2 separate regions of the Homo sapiens genome follow, and region 1 is linked to region 2. The links are chromatin contacts, found by Hi-C or POLR2A ChIA-PET in ENCODE. All regions are on one chromosome and are shown on one strand. Each heading gives the region's core, a stretch centred on a gene start or an enhancer-like site at or near the end of the contact. The rest is flanking DNA. Distances are from core to core; before and after follow the strand shown. Region 1 overlaps PIEZO2 (piezo type mechanosensitive ion channel component 2). Region 2 overlaps PIEZO2 (piezo type mechanosensitive ion channel component 2).

Region 1 (6,578 bases), core at 328-2,827, 160 kb before region 2:
CCTCAGCTTTCCACCCTGCCTCCCACCACAGCGAGTCTAGCTCAGACAGCATTATCTCAGGGCATCATTGTTTTGCAGACAAGAAACCGACACTGGTCACTGGTGATGTTTATTCATTCACTGTTTTGATTGATGAAGTAGTCAAACTTCCTCTTCCCACACTAGCTATCTAAAATGTGGCCACACAAGGGTCAGAGAGGACTGTGTGTATGAAGTGCACATGGCCATCCCCAGCCTGCAGGCCTGCGTGGGTGGGGTGGGATCTGACCCTGTGTGACTGAGCTGTGACAGCTGCTCCTGGCTCCTCATAGCAGCCCTCCTCCTGAGACTGTGGGGACGAGGGCTAGATCTCAGATCCAGGGTCTGTCCTCTGAGAAGTCATCTTTACAGGCGGATTTCTTAGTGTTTTTCATTGGCAGAGGCAGGCTTTTCCTTGTGTGACCTCAATGAAAGTATATTTGATCATCCTTAGAGGAGATGACTAGAAGGTACTCCATATTGTCTCTCCCCAGAACACTGCTGAGAGGCAGCATTTTTACCAGAGAGATGATTTGGCCTTCAGCAAGTAATCTGAAATAGAAATGATGGATAGAAGACGCTAGCCAACCAGGAGCTCAGAGAAGATGGTCATCTAGACAGAGATACCTGGGGCATGGCAGTCATGGAGAAGAGTCACTGTCACTCTTTCTGCTCAGTCCTAGAGATAGTTTTCAATGCCACTGCATTTTGCCCTAAGTGGTAATATAGATACTGAATGAATGGATGTTACTCTGCTGGAGATTTCAATAAAGAGGTAGTAAGTAGGTTCCTTGTTGGGTTTTACTCAATTTTCCAAATTTGTATAGCATTTACATTCATTTACATTTTTATAAGTTGTCGTTAAGCAGCAATAGTTTGTATTTTTTTTACATTAAGAAGAACCATACAAATTGACATCGTAGAAAAATGATGAAAAAATGTAGTGTAAACACAAAAGACCACAGATGTGGAGAGATAATATGGTAAAATAAACAATGAGTAACATCATGATGTCCTTCAGTTCCAGCTATTTAGTATAAAAACCCACTGACCTTTACAAACAATGAAAGTGACTGTGTGGAGTACAGGATGGATTCTATAGGGCTGTTTTTGCTTTGAAATCATGCCTTTGTCTATTCATGAACTCGAGGCTGAACTTCCAAGGCCACTCTTTCCTCCAATCTGCACAGACTTTCACAGCTTCTGAGCTCGGTGTTTAATTTCTCTTTCTCTTTATCCTTAGGGCTCTTGATTAAATTTGGGAACTTGTGAATTATGTAGTCCCATCTACTTAGCAGCTGGAGGGCAGCTTCTCTGAACTTTGAATTTTGCATATTTTGCAGATATTAATACATGACTGTTTAGGGTTCCCTGGCAGATTATTCCAAAAACTTTTGGGCAGTGATGAGAACAGTTTAATTTGAAGACAAACCATTTCATAGTTCGGGTTTTAGAATTCGTCTTTTCTCCCACCTGCCTTGGACTGTCCGTTTTCAGAGGATGCCCTAACTTTCCAGGTTGTGTGCCTGGTCTCACCCAGAGAAAGGGTTCTGCTTCCACCAGAGGGAGCTGTTTTGTAGAAAACAGTTCAATGTGGCATTTCAAGGACTTTCGGACCATTCCCACTCACCCCATTTAATTGGCCTCATTCCTAATTTTTCTAGAAAAATTAAAATAATTTTAACTGATCTTTTATTTTAAGTGTTATTTGAGGTTTGAATTGTGAAAAAGTAAGAATGTTTTTCAGAAAGGAGACTAATGGAATCCAACTTCATGAAAATCAAATTTATTGGGAAGAAAAGTGGCACTAAGAACTGACTTAATGTGAAACCAAAATACACTTTTTTCGCCCACATTGAGGATAATTATGGGGACGAGGACCAAAAGATAGGAGGAATGATTTCAGAAAGAGACGTCTCTACTCTGGGTACAAATGCACCTAATATGCAGGTACATAGATCATATTAGAATATGTATTTTCTATATGAATGATACAATCCTGAAAATTACGTAACATTCACATTCCCAGCCAAGTACTTCTGTGCTATTGTTCAAAAACAGCAACAAAACATCCCCTTATGTAGCTAATTTAATTATACCACAGAATTGCTTTACTTATCAATAGTGAAGATGACAGTTAAAACCCTGATTATGTTCTGATCAATTTAGTCATTACCTCCTCAACCTTTATTGGATATTTTCTTAGTTAGGACTTAAGATATAAAGAAAAATAAATAAAATAATGTCTCTAAACTCAAGGAGTTCAAAATTTAATTCTGAGGTTATATTTAGAAACAGTGCTAAAGGAGTAAGCGTAAGGTGTCAATAATAATAATAGAAGAAATAGCTAAAATGTATTGTTCTAAAAGGGAAGAGAATGGACTTCTTCTGGACTTGTTGAAGAGCAACTACTGAAAATTCTGATTTTGGTTTGACATAGCTGATATGAAGCCTTTTTTTTTTTTCAGATGGTATTTAGCCAACAAGAACTCTATGATTTTTGAGGCTTTTCCTGAAAAGTTAAAGCAGGTTCATGTCATCTGTAGAGGTGTATATTTGACTTTCTGGACTACAGTTTATCCAAGGCTGTTCCAACTTGTATAGCTCTCATTTAAAAAGCAGAGTCTGTGTGTCTATACGGGGTGGGGAGGGTTGGAGAGGTTAATGCAGTTGTATTTCCTTTTCGTAAGAATGCATCAGGAAGCTAAATCCTTGAAGGGATCTTAAAATATCAAGTATTTTAGCTTATTTTGCTAGTTTTTAATTCTGAGAGTGGTGATGAAAAGGGGAAGAAATTTTGTGTGTGTGTGTGTGTGTGTGTGTGTGCCTATTTAAAATAGATTCAACTTAAGAAGTGAAGTTATATAGGTTAATAGGATGACATATATAATCATCCAATCAACCAATAAAGATATAGGATAATATATGTCATCCCATTGACCTATATAACCTCACTTCTTAAGTTGGATCTATTACATGTGGATCATATATATATGTTAGTTATATGACACATATAGTTATATATATGTCAGTTAGAGGAGAGTGAGAAAGGAGTATTCAGGATATTTGCTTGAATGTTTGACAGGAGAGCACCACTGTTCTGTGACGTAAAACCAGAAAATGGAGCATAATAAAAACATTCGCCAAAGCAGGCTAGTTTAAGAAGAAATCTGTTCAAACGATGTCTCTAATATCTTGGAGCCTGCAATAGCTTTTTTCCGCCCTTTCTGCCTATAGAATGTTCCATTTGTCTGTTTTTCCCCTTTCTGCCTACAGAATGTTCCATTTGTCTGCAAAATTAAAGTCAATGCATGTGTGTTATCTTCTGCAAAGAGTGTGCTGCTGTCACCCAATCGCTTGTTGAGCCCAGCATTGCGGGAGGGATTTTATGCATGCAGACCATGCTAATGAATTTCTATGTATTACTTTAAGCTATAGAGGTTGTATTCGTTCTGTTCTTTCCTTTCCCTTCCTTTCTGTTCCCTTTTGTTTTATTTTCAGCCTGGGATCTTACAGACTGCCTGAGCTTGGTTGTTAAGACTAATTTTGTGAATTAGACACATATCCTAAACAATATCTTTTGCCCAGTTATTTTGCGTAAGGATATATCAAACACCTATCCACCTATGTCTAGTCAAAGCTACAGTGGTTTCAAAATCATGATTCTTACTGTCTTCTTTTTTATCTTAAAGAGGTTGGAAACATTGGAAAATTCAAGCATAGCCCTTTATAGATTTTTTAAGTTTCATATGTTATCTAATTTGTGTCTCACCGTTATACCTATAGGTTGTATAGAGCTAATTTTATTTGTATGTATGCATGTATTATACATTTAATCAATGCAGAAATTGAAATGTTGAGAAGATACATAATTTACCCAAGAACACTTATTAAGCAAGTGGTAGGGCCAGTAGAGGAAGCCACGTTTCTGGGCTCTGATGGAATGCTCTTTCCTGACTACATGCTGCTCCTCAGCTGCACTGTGGGGTGTTCACAGGTCATAGATACATTCAGTCTTCATCCAGGGGTTTGCAGGAGGAGTACTGCCTCCCATATCTCAATGGGTGTTGGAAAATGATGAATGAGCACAAGAAACTGCATTGTACCTAAAACTTTTGGAATGGGTGGAGATTCTTAAATAAGGGCCTCCGGCTTACACTTGGCATGGGAATGGTTACCTTTTAATTTCCTGTCATTGAGTAAGTTTGAGTTAAAAATTAAGGAAGGAAAATACAACTTAGAAATAATATTGCTCAGCTAAGCAGTTTAAAGATTTGTGGCTTTTTCTTGCAAGCAATTTACATTATCCAAGCAGAATATGATGAATTATATGTGAACGGGTGGTATGATTTTTATGGCTGTGTTACTGTATAGTGGTTCTGGTGACTAGGACCTAGAGAAAATGAGAAAGGTTATAAAGACTGTAATTTTACTAGAGTTCTCTTAAAGTGTGCAGAGTATCTTTTACAATGTTTTGAGCCAATGAAAAACAAGTGTGACTTCCTCCTTCTTATCTTACATCTCACCTACTGTTGTTTAACTCAGAAGTCCAGGTGGACATAAATGCATACAAGTGTGTGGCAATGGGGTATTCAGGTTCTTACTCAGAGTCTTATTTGGTCCAGAAGTGTTTTTGATATGGAGACAAACTTGGAAAGGAAAATTCGTTTGCAGAAATTATTTAAGTGCCTAACAAACCTATATGGATGGAAACATTAAGAAAACTTTGCATATTATAGCCCCTGTTACTTTGACATAGAATCATAATTCTGGAAGAAATCCACAAAGGTCAGCAGGCTTTTCTTTGTTTTTCTTCAGTTAGGCACCAAGTCAAACAGACTGCCGGAGTCACAGGCCTGTCATTTCATATGTGTTTAACAGCAAAGTGGTCTTCTGGAAAGAGGGCTGGAAACAGGGAGAGTGCTTTCAGAAATGGCAGAGTAGGTTAGCTTCTTTTATGAAGTTCCCTCTCATTCCAATCCATAATAATCTCTCTCTTCTGAACCCCTATAGGACATAAAGTCCATATTTCACAATTTAGGACTTACAATCTACTCTAATTGCTCAGAATTTTAAAAAATAAGTGTGAATTGTGTTGAACTGAATTGTATTTTTCTTCCAATTTATTTCATAGAACATAGAATTGGAGCTCAATAATTATTTTTTAGTTTAGCTTGTTTGCAAACTGACCAATACATTAACAATAAACGTTTTCATTTCTGTTTCTTCTCTCCTCTTACGTGGCATACAATTTCTAGGATACATCTTTTAAGTTGGGATAATACACTGTTGGGGTAAACATATAACTTTCTCTGTAATAAGTGTTGCAAAACGAATTCCATACTGTACTTTTCTGTTTTATAAGCTAGAGGCGAAGGATGCTTTAAAAAGTTCTGACTGGCCGACATGGTGAAACCCCGTCTCTACTACAAAAATACAAAAATTAGCCAGGTGCAGTGGTGGGTGTCTGTAATCCCAGCTACTCAGGAGGCTGAGCCAGGAGACTCACTTGAACCCAGAGGTGGAGGTTGCAGTGAGCCGAGATCGTGCCATTGCACTCCAACCTGGGCGACAGAGTCTCGCTCTGTCACACACACACATGCAAACACACGCACACAAATAAGAAAAAAAAATTCTGACTGCAAGTATGAAGTGCCTGGGTCCACGTGGAGTTTATATCTATTGCAATATAATTACGGGATTTTAACACATCACTCTCAATCACAGGACATAACAACTGTCAGTGTGTGACCTGGTTTGGCATGCAGATACTTACCCATGAGGAGAATAATTCAGTATCAAGGAGATATCAAAGTAATTCAATTTTATTATGATTTTAATGATACTTTCTCCAAATTTATCGCATAACACAAACTCAGTAGAGCCATATCGGTTACATTGGTGAAACCAGTTTTAATTATTCAGTGCCTGCAAAAGTCTGTCAGAGTTTATATAAAATAAAATATGTATATATTTTATATTAAATATAAATATTTGATTTCTTTATTTATATCTTATTTTATTCCACAGAATGTAAGGTTGCTTACAAAAATATATGCAGCATAACACAGAGCACAGCATACGAATAAAGATATATCCAGGGATAAAATTAATACCCAAAGTCTTGCAGCTTTACCGGGGGAGGTGGGGTTGCCAGAAATTCCAAGTGTTTTAGCAGCCAAGTCAAAGAGGGAAATAGTTATGTACAGAATTCAGAGTCCCTAAGATGAAAAACATTAGGTTTTTCAGCAGTGTAGCAATTCTTAACGTTATGGCTTGGAATCAATTCTGCTTATTCATTCCCAGGAAGAGGACACAGTGAGATGCTGTGAAACCACATTCTTATAACCTCTTCAGCAAGTAAAATAACCAAAGCTATTTTCCTGCTTACCTTAGGCATAAGATACAATTTAGGAACTCCAAGGGAACAAAGGGCTTCATTTGCTTTAGGCCAAGGGGTTCTCAGTACTGCAGGCACATTAGAATCTCCTATGAACTGTGACCTGGGCCTCTAATTAGGTCAGATTCTCTGGATGAGGGACAGAGGCCTTGCTTGTATT
Region 2 (6,063 bases), core at 3,504-6,003:
CTTGGAAATTGCTTAGAGAGTAGATTTTAAGTGTCCTTCCCATGAAAAGAAGATAAGTATGTGAGATGATGTCTGTGTTGACTCACTTGATTTCATAATTCCATAATGTATTTCTCTAATGTATAGTTATATATGTATATCTAACGTATGCCTAGCTACGTAATAAATATCTATAGTTTTTATTTGTAAGTTCAAGAATAACAGTAACAATAGCAACAAGAGGTGCTGGTGAGCATATGGAGAAAAGGAAACCCTTGTACACTCTTGGTGGGAATGTAGATTAGTGCAGCCATTATGGAGAACAGTATGGACTTCCTCAAAAACTAAAAACAGAACTACCATGAGACCCAGCAATCCCATTGCTGGGTATATATACCCAAGAGAAAGGAAATTTGTGTGTCAAGGAGATATTTATACTCCCTTGTTTATTTCAGCACTATATACAATAGCCAAGATATAGAATCAACCTGTGTCCATCAACAGATAAATGGATAAAGAAAATGTGGTACATAGGCCTGGTGCAGTGGCTCACGCCTGTAATCTCAGCTCTTTGGGAGGCTGAGTTGGGCGGATCACAAGGTCAGGAGATCGAGACCATCCTGGCCAACATGGTGAAACCATGTCTCTACCAAAAATATAAAAATTAGCTGGAGGTGGTGGCAGGCACCTGTTGTTCCAGCTACTCAGGAAGCTGAGGCAGGAGAATCGCTTGGACCCAGGAGGTGGTGGTTGCAGTGAGCTGAGATCGCACCACTGCACTCCAGCCTGGTGACAGGGCAAGACTCCATCTCAAAAAAAAAAAAAAAGAAAAAAAGAAAATGTGGTACATATGCACAATGGAATGTTATTTAGCCATGAAAAAATAGTGAAATCTTGTCAGGATAGAATTGGAGGTGATTATGTTAAATGAAACAAGCCATGCACAGAAAGACAACCATCCCATGTCCTCATTCATATGTGGGAGCTAAAATAATGGATCTCATAAAAATAGAGTAGATTGGTGGTTACCAGAGGCCAGGGAGGAAAGGAGAAGGAGGAGATGATGGGAAAAAATGTTTTAAATGAAAACCTTTGCATAAAAAAGAAAGAATTGTCTTTCTGATAACATGCTTCCTGTATTTCATATGTTTGAATGTAATTGTATAAAACGAAGTTAATATATTAGATTTTTAATGTCCTTACTAAATACAATTTGTCAATTCCCAAATGTTGTTTTTGAAATATTACTAGTTGAGATTAAAAGATTTGAAACTAGAAAGGAAGGCAGAAGTCAAATGCAAGAAGAGGCAGAACAGTTCTCTCAAGTTGGGCCGGGGGTAACTGGAGAAAGGCCTTGGGTCACTGAATTTTTGTCATTATTTTTCTTAAGCAATAAGAAAGTATTTCTGAGGGGATTTCAGGATCAAGAGAGGCCACTGTGGCCTTCTCCTGGCGATAGTCCTGCCATGGTCACGGAATCAGCCAAGTAAACACATGGGGAGCTCTCGGATGCCTGGAGAAGGTGACAGGATGAGAGACGAGTGGATACTGTGTATGACCTTGTCCGTACCTAAATATTGCCCTCAACAAGTTAAGAAGGCACACATTAGTTTTGATTAGGATACGTGTAAAAGAGGCGGGTGAAAATTCAAAGTGATAGAAACTGCATCAGCAGAGATCTGGATGTTGGAATGACTCTGTCACTGTCCTGGGATGATGAGGAGCCTGGAAGAAAGAGTGTCAGTTTAGAATCAGCAAGAAGTGAGATTGAAGATGGCAAAAAAAAGAGTACTGTCGTGGGGCTGATCACCAGGCTGAGGGAGGACTTTGGATTTGGCGCTCTAGGTTTTGGGGTATTTTTAATGACTTATCTAAGAGAGTCACAGGACAAAAGGAGTGAGTTTTATTGTTTTGGAGTTTTTTGTTGTTGTTATTCAATTCTTTTGTTTGTTGTAGTCGTTCAATAGCAGCAGTTGTGTGTTGGTAAATGTTTAACAACTGGCTCTCTAGGGAAAAAAATACTGATTTGCAGCATTTATACCAATTTCCATGATCTGATGCTCCCACTGTGGTAGACTCTAAGCTAGTAATAATCTTTCATGGAGCACAGAATTGGGAAGAGTCAGTCCCAGGCAGTTTCAGCAAACTCCTGAGGAGCAGAGTGCATAAAGGCAAGTAAGTGATGGTCCCCTTGGCCCGGCATCCTACTCTCACCTCTGTGAATGCCCTCCGCCAAGGCCAGGGAGTTAGGACTCTTTTAACAGACCTGCTGCCTCATAAATAACCAGTATACCCTTTTAGGAGAATAAAGCACTGTGTGTTCCAAATGGAAATTAGCAACTCTCACAGTGAGGTTAGTAGATTCAAATACTCAATCCGTGTGGCACTCACACAAATCCGGCCACCAATGTAAAATACATCATACATACATACATACATACATATCTATATATCTCCTGAAAATCCAGCAACAATTCATACCTTAAGGTAATTAGATATCTGCGTTTAATGACTGTTTTGTGGTTTAAAAAAAGGTACCTAATTTCACAGAAACAAGCTAACTGTTTGTTTTCTCTAATGCGTCATTAACTTTGGAATCCCTTGATTTGAATATTGGAAGTGATTCTCAATAAATGTTACATTTCCTTCCAGAGTTTGTAATCTAAACCTTTCTCTATTTACACCAAATATATTAGTCTTGCCACACACATGACTTGCTATATGAGGTCAGATATTAAATAAACATAGTCTCTCTCTCATATCAAAATTATATATATATATATATATATATATATATATATATATATATATATATATATATATGATATGTGGGAAGCAGTTGAAATGGAAATCAGGGGTCTTACCATTTTATTGAGTTTTTGCTATTTGTCTGCCTTTAAAGTTATTGAAGCCAAGTGACTAAAGACACCTGCATCAGAGTCATATTTAAGTTTAAGACAAACAAAAGTAGACTATCTCTCAGCGTGTGAACTTCAGAAGCCACTAGGGAACCATCTTAACAGTTCCTATTTGTTTAAACAATGCTCATTTGACATTTTAGTCATGTTGTTGTAATTCAGTTGAAGGTGACCTTTCCACCAACTCTGATTTGCCCCCAAAAGTTGTTCTTTGTGAACTTCTGAAGATGACTGTGATGGTCCTCTCACCTGGATGCCTCACAGCAATACTCCAACATTTTTCTTCTTTCCTGGTCTCATCTAAATTTCATTGCTGCCTTATTTTGGGTATTCATGGTAGAAATGAAATTTTGGAGTTGGAAAGATCCTAAGAAGTCACTTTGTAAGGTGAGAAATTGAAACTTAGAAAAATAAAGTAGTCTTCCCATGAGTATCCACCTGTCTTGCTTCTTCTCTGGTCTTTGACAGGAGAATGGCAATTGAATTTGATTAATAAATTTATCAGACCAAATTCAGGCATGGCCATCAGTGCCTCAATTGGTCATTATCCCAGTCAAAGTAATTGGTGTAGTATCTTTCATATTCGTTCTACACAGGAAAATATAAGCAGTCTGACTGTTGCAGCTTTTAAAAACAGTCTGAAGTATTAAAGATACACTTTTGTATCTACCAACCAGCTTTCACCAAGCTTAAGAACTTGAGCATTACCAATACCGTTAATTGTATCCCTCTCCCCTGCGCTGAAATAGGTGTTTGTCATTTTTATAGTAGTTTTTATGCATGAAACCCTAAGCAATCTATATTTTGCATATTTCTCATTTTTTTCACCATTATGATATACACTCATATTCACAGATGTAGACCTGGATCACACATGCACTTGTACTTATTTATTGCTGTGTAGTATTTGATTTGATGGATATGCCATAATTTAATGCCTAGTCTCCTCTTTATGGACAGGTAAGTTATTTAGAAATTTCAGCTTCCTTGAGTTCCTTTCAAGGGGTATAATCACTGTCTGAACAAGTAAGATCAGTATGACTCTAACAAGATTGGAGGCTGGGCACGGTGGCTCACGCCTGTAATCCCAGCACTTTGGGAGGCCGAGGCGGGCAGATCATGAGGTCAGGAGATCGAGACCATCCTGGCTAATATGATGAAACCCCGTCTATACTAAAAATACAAAAAATTAGCCAGGCGTGGTGGCGGGTGCCTGTAGTCCTAGCTACTCAGGAGGCTGAGGCAGCAGAATGGCATGAACCCGGGAGGCGGAGCTTGCAGTGAGCCGAGATCGCACTACTGCACTCCAGCCTGGGCAACAGCGCAAGACTCCGTCTCAAAAAAAAAAAAAAAAAAAAAAGATTGGAAAGGACTCTTTTGCCTGTTCGAGAGAACATGAAGTTTGAGGTAGTTTAGTATGTGCTTCCGTGTAAAACACGTCATTGTCATGCACCTGGAAAACAGTGCAGCTTAGGTCATTTTATGGGAAAATGGACACATTGGTCTCACTGATTTATTAAAATGGGACTTCATCTACACAAAACCTGGTTAGCCTGATTCTGTGCAGAATTGGCTTGAAATAAAATTTAATTTATTGTTAAATGCCCTGTAGTGTATACTTATGATTAGGTTAGAGAACCTTACACACATATTTATGCTATGCACTGTCCCTGGATAATCTAATTTACTCTCTTGACTTTAGCTAACACATGTGAGAAGAAAACTCTTGAACCTACCTCATCAGCCATGACTTTGCTCCCAGGCACAAACTCCATGTGGCTTTCAGTTTAAAGTCTCACCTCTGCACCTGAAAGTCCTAACCACACCTGACACTCATTGTGAAAACACCACCTGCACTACCAGCAGCCACGTCACTGTTTCTCCTGTGGCCTTCATTTCCTTGGGGATCATGTTTGTCCTTTGCTTCAGGTCTTTCTGTAGTTCTGGTTATGTGATTTTTTTTTTTTTTCAAAACATCCAAGCTTTGTATGGTCTGACCTTACCCTGTGTTTCTGACTTTACTTCCTTCATATATAACTTCACAACCAATACTCTGTGCTTAGAGACAGTGTCTGGCACATAGTAAGTGCTTAATAATTTTTTTGAATTAGTGAATTAAAAATTCTGTCAAATTGAGCCATTTAATGTTCATTAGATACACTTCATTTCTTTTGTTTTTGAAATATTTTCTCCAACACATTTATTTAATAACTATGAACATATGTTTTAATGAGTTATAGCTTCCAATTTTGACAATGAAATCTGCATGTGCAAATAACTGAAACTTTATTTGTAAACTCTCTGTGATCTCAATGCCATTACCAGGCAACAGTAATGTTCCCTCCTCTTAGTGTTTGTGTATTATCTTCCCCGAGCTGAATTACAGAGCTCTTTATGGTAGGTGTCTCATCTAATTCTTCAACAGTGCTTTGCACAAACTATCATGATAAAAAGAAAAGAACAAATATTTGAAGAGGCAGCGATATGTCCTGGAGCTAGCATGCATCCAGCCAGCCTTTACTGATGGTTTACACTGCACCATCTACCATGCTGGTCCCCAGGGAAACAGATGAAACAGGCAAGGGCTTCTGTTAGGCAGATTGGTAAATCAGTGAGTGACACAGTGTTAAACATCTACTGATGGAGGATGTGGGAGGGATGGCGGTCCATTCTATTCTGGAATGGGTGTGGAGGGGCAAGGTAGGAAGGGCTTCACAGAGGAGACATGGCAGGTGTGTTTTTAGAGATGAGGAGAACCTGAAGCATACTGGGAGAAGTTGGCCAAGGGAGAAGACTGCACACTTGCTCAGAGGGAAAACACTGGCGCGTTCTGGGTACGTGCATTCAGTATGGCCGGAATTTGAGGTAGAGGGAAATGATGGCAAGAGATAAGGGAAACCAGATCTGGGATGTGGAGGGCCCCTTGTCACGCTTAGGAATGTGGATGTTTCCTGGGGGCCGTGGGGTTGACATGATCAGCTTTATGCTGCTAAAAACTAAACTCTGATATTAATGTGGAGGCCTGGCTGGCAGAGGGGACAACCTGAGATGAAATCATCAGGATGCTGCTACCGTCACCCAGAGGCCAGACCGGGCTGTGGGGATAAAGGGGAGGGCTGGGAAAGGAGACGTTAGAAGTCAGAATCTCCTCCAGTCTTTCAGTGAG

Evidence for each region. Hi-C counts contacts between places; a loop is a spot of excess contacts on that map. ChIA-PET counts read pairs that join two places held with the same protein, here RNA polymerase II (POLR2A). Pooled maps may share reads with other maps.
Region 1: a pooled map shows a loop between it and region 2 (2.7-fold over the local background). The contact joins two enhancer-like sites. A Hi-C loop is called at or near these places in 2 of 168 maps with a recorded cell type or tissue (heart left ventricle and tibial artery) and 2 of 50 pooled maps. POLR2A ChIA-PET finds 5 or more read pairs at or near these places in 2 of 52 experiments (GM10248 and GM12878).

The regions. Positions count from the first base shown.
Region 1 is chr18:11,036,015-11,042,592 of GRCh38, reverse strand. The region is part of intron 2 of PIEZO2 (piezo type mechanosensitive ion channel component 2); the gene reads left to right. Among named protein-coding and RNA genes, the nearest start is that of PIEZO2, 110 kb to the left of the region's middle. Within about 2 kb of position 1,577, at least 3 of the 41 ENCODE cell types and tissues checked have a DNase peak (open chromatin) inside an H3K27ac peak, as active enhancers do; they include GM12878, where a contact is called at or near this core.
Region 2 is chr18:10,877,586-10,883,648 of GRCh38, reverse strand. All of the region lies in intron 4 of PIEZO2 (piezo type mechanosensitive ion channel component 2), which reads left to right. Among named protein-coding and RNA genes, the nearest start is that of MIR6788, 120 kb to the right of the region's middle. RefSeq lists an enhancer at 4,718-4,947. Within about 2 kb of position 4,753, at least 3 of the 41 ENCODE cell types and tissues checked have a DNase peak (open chromatin) inside an H3K27ac peak, as active enhancers do; they include GM12878, where a contact is called at or near this core.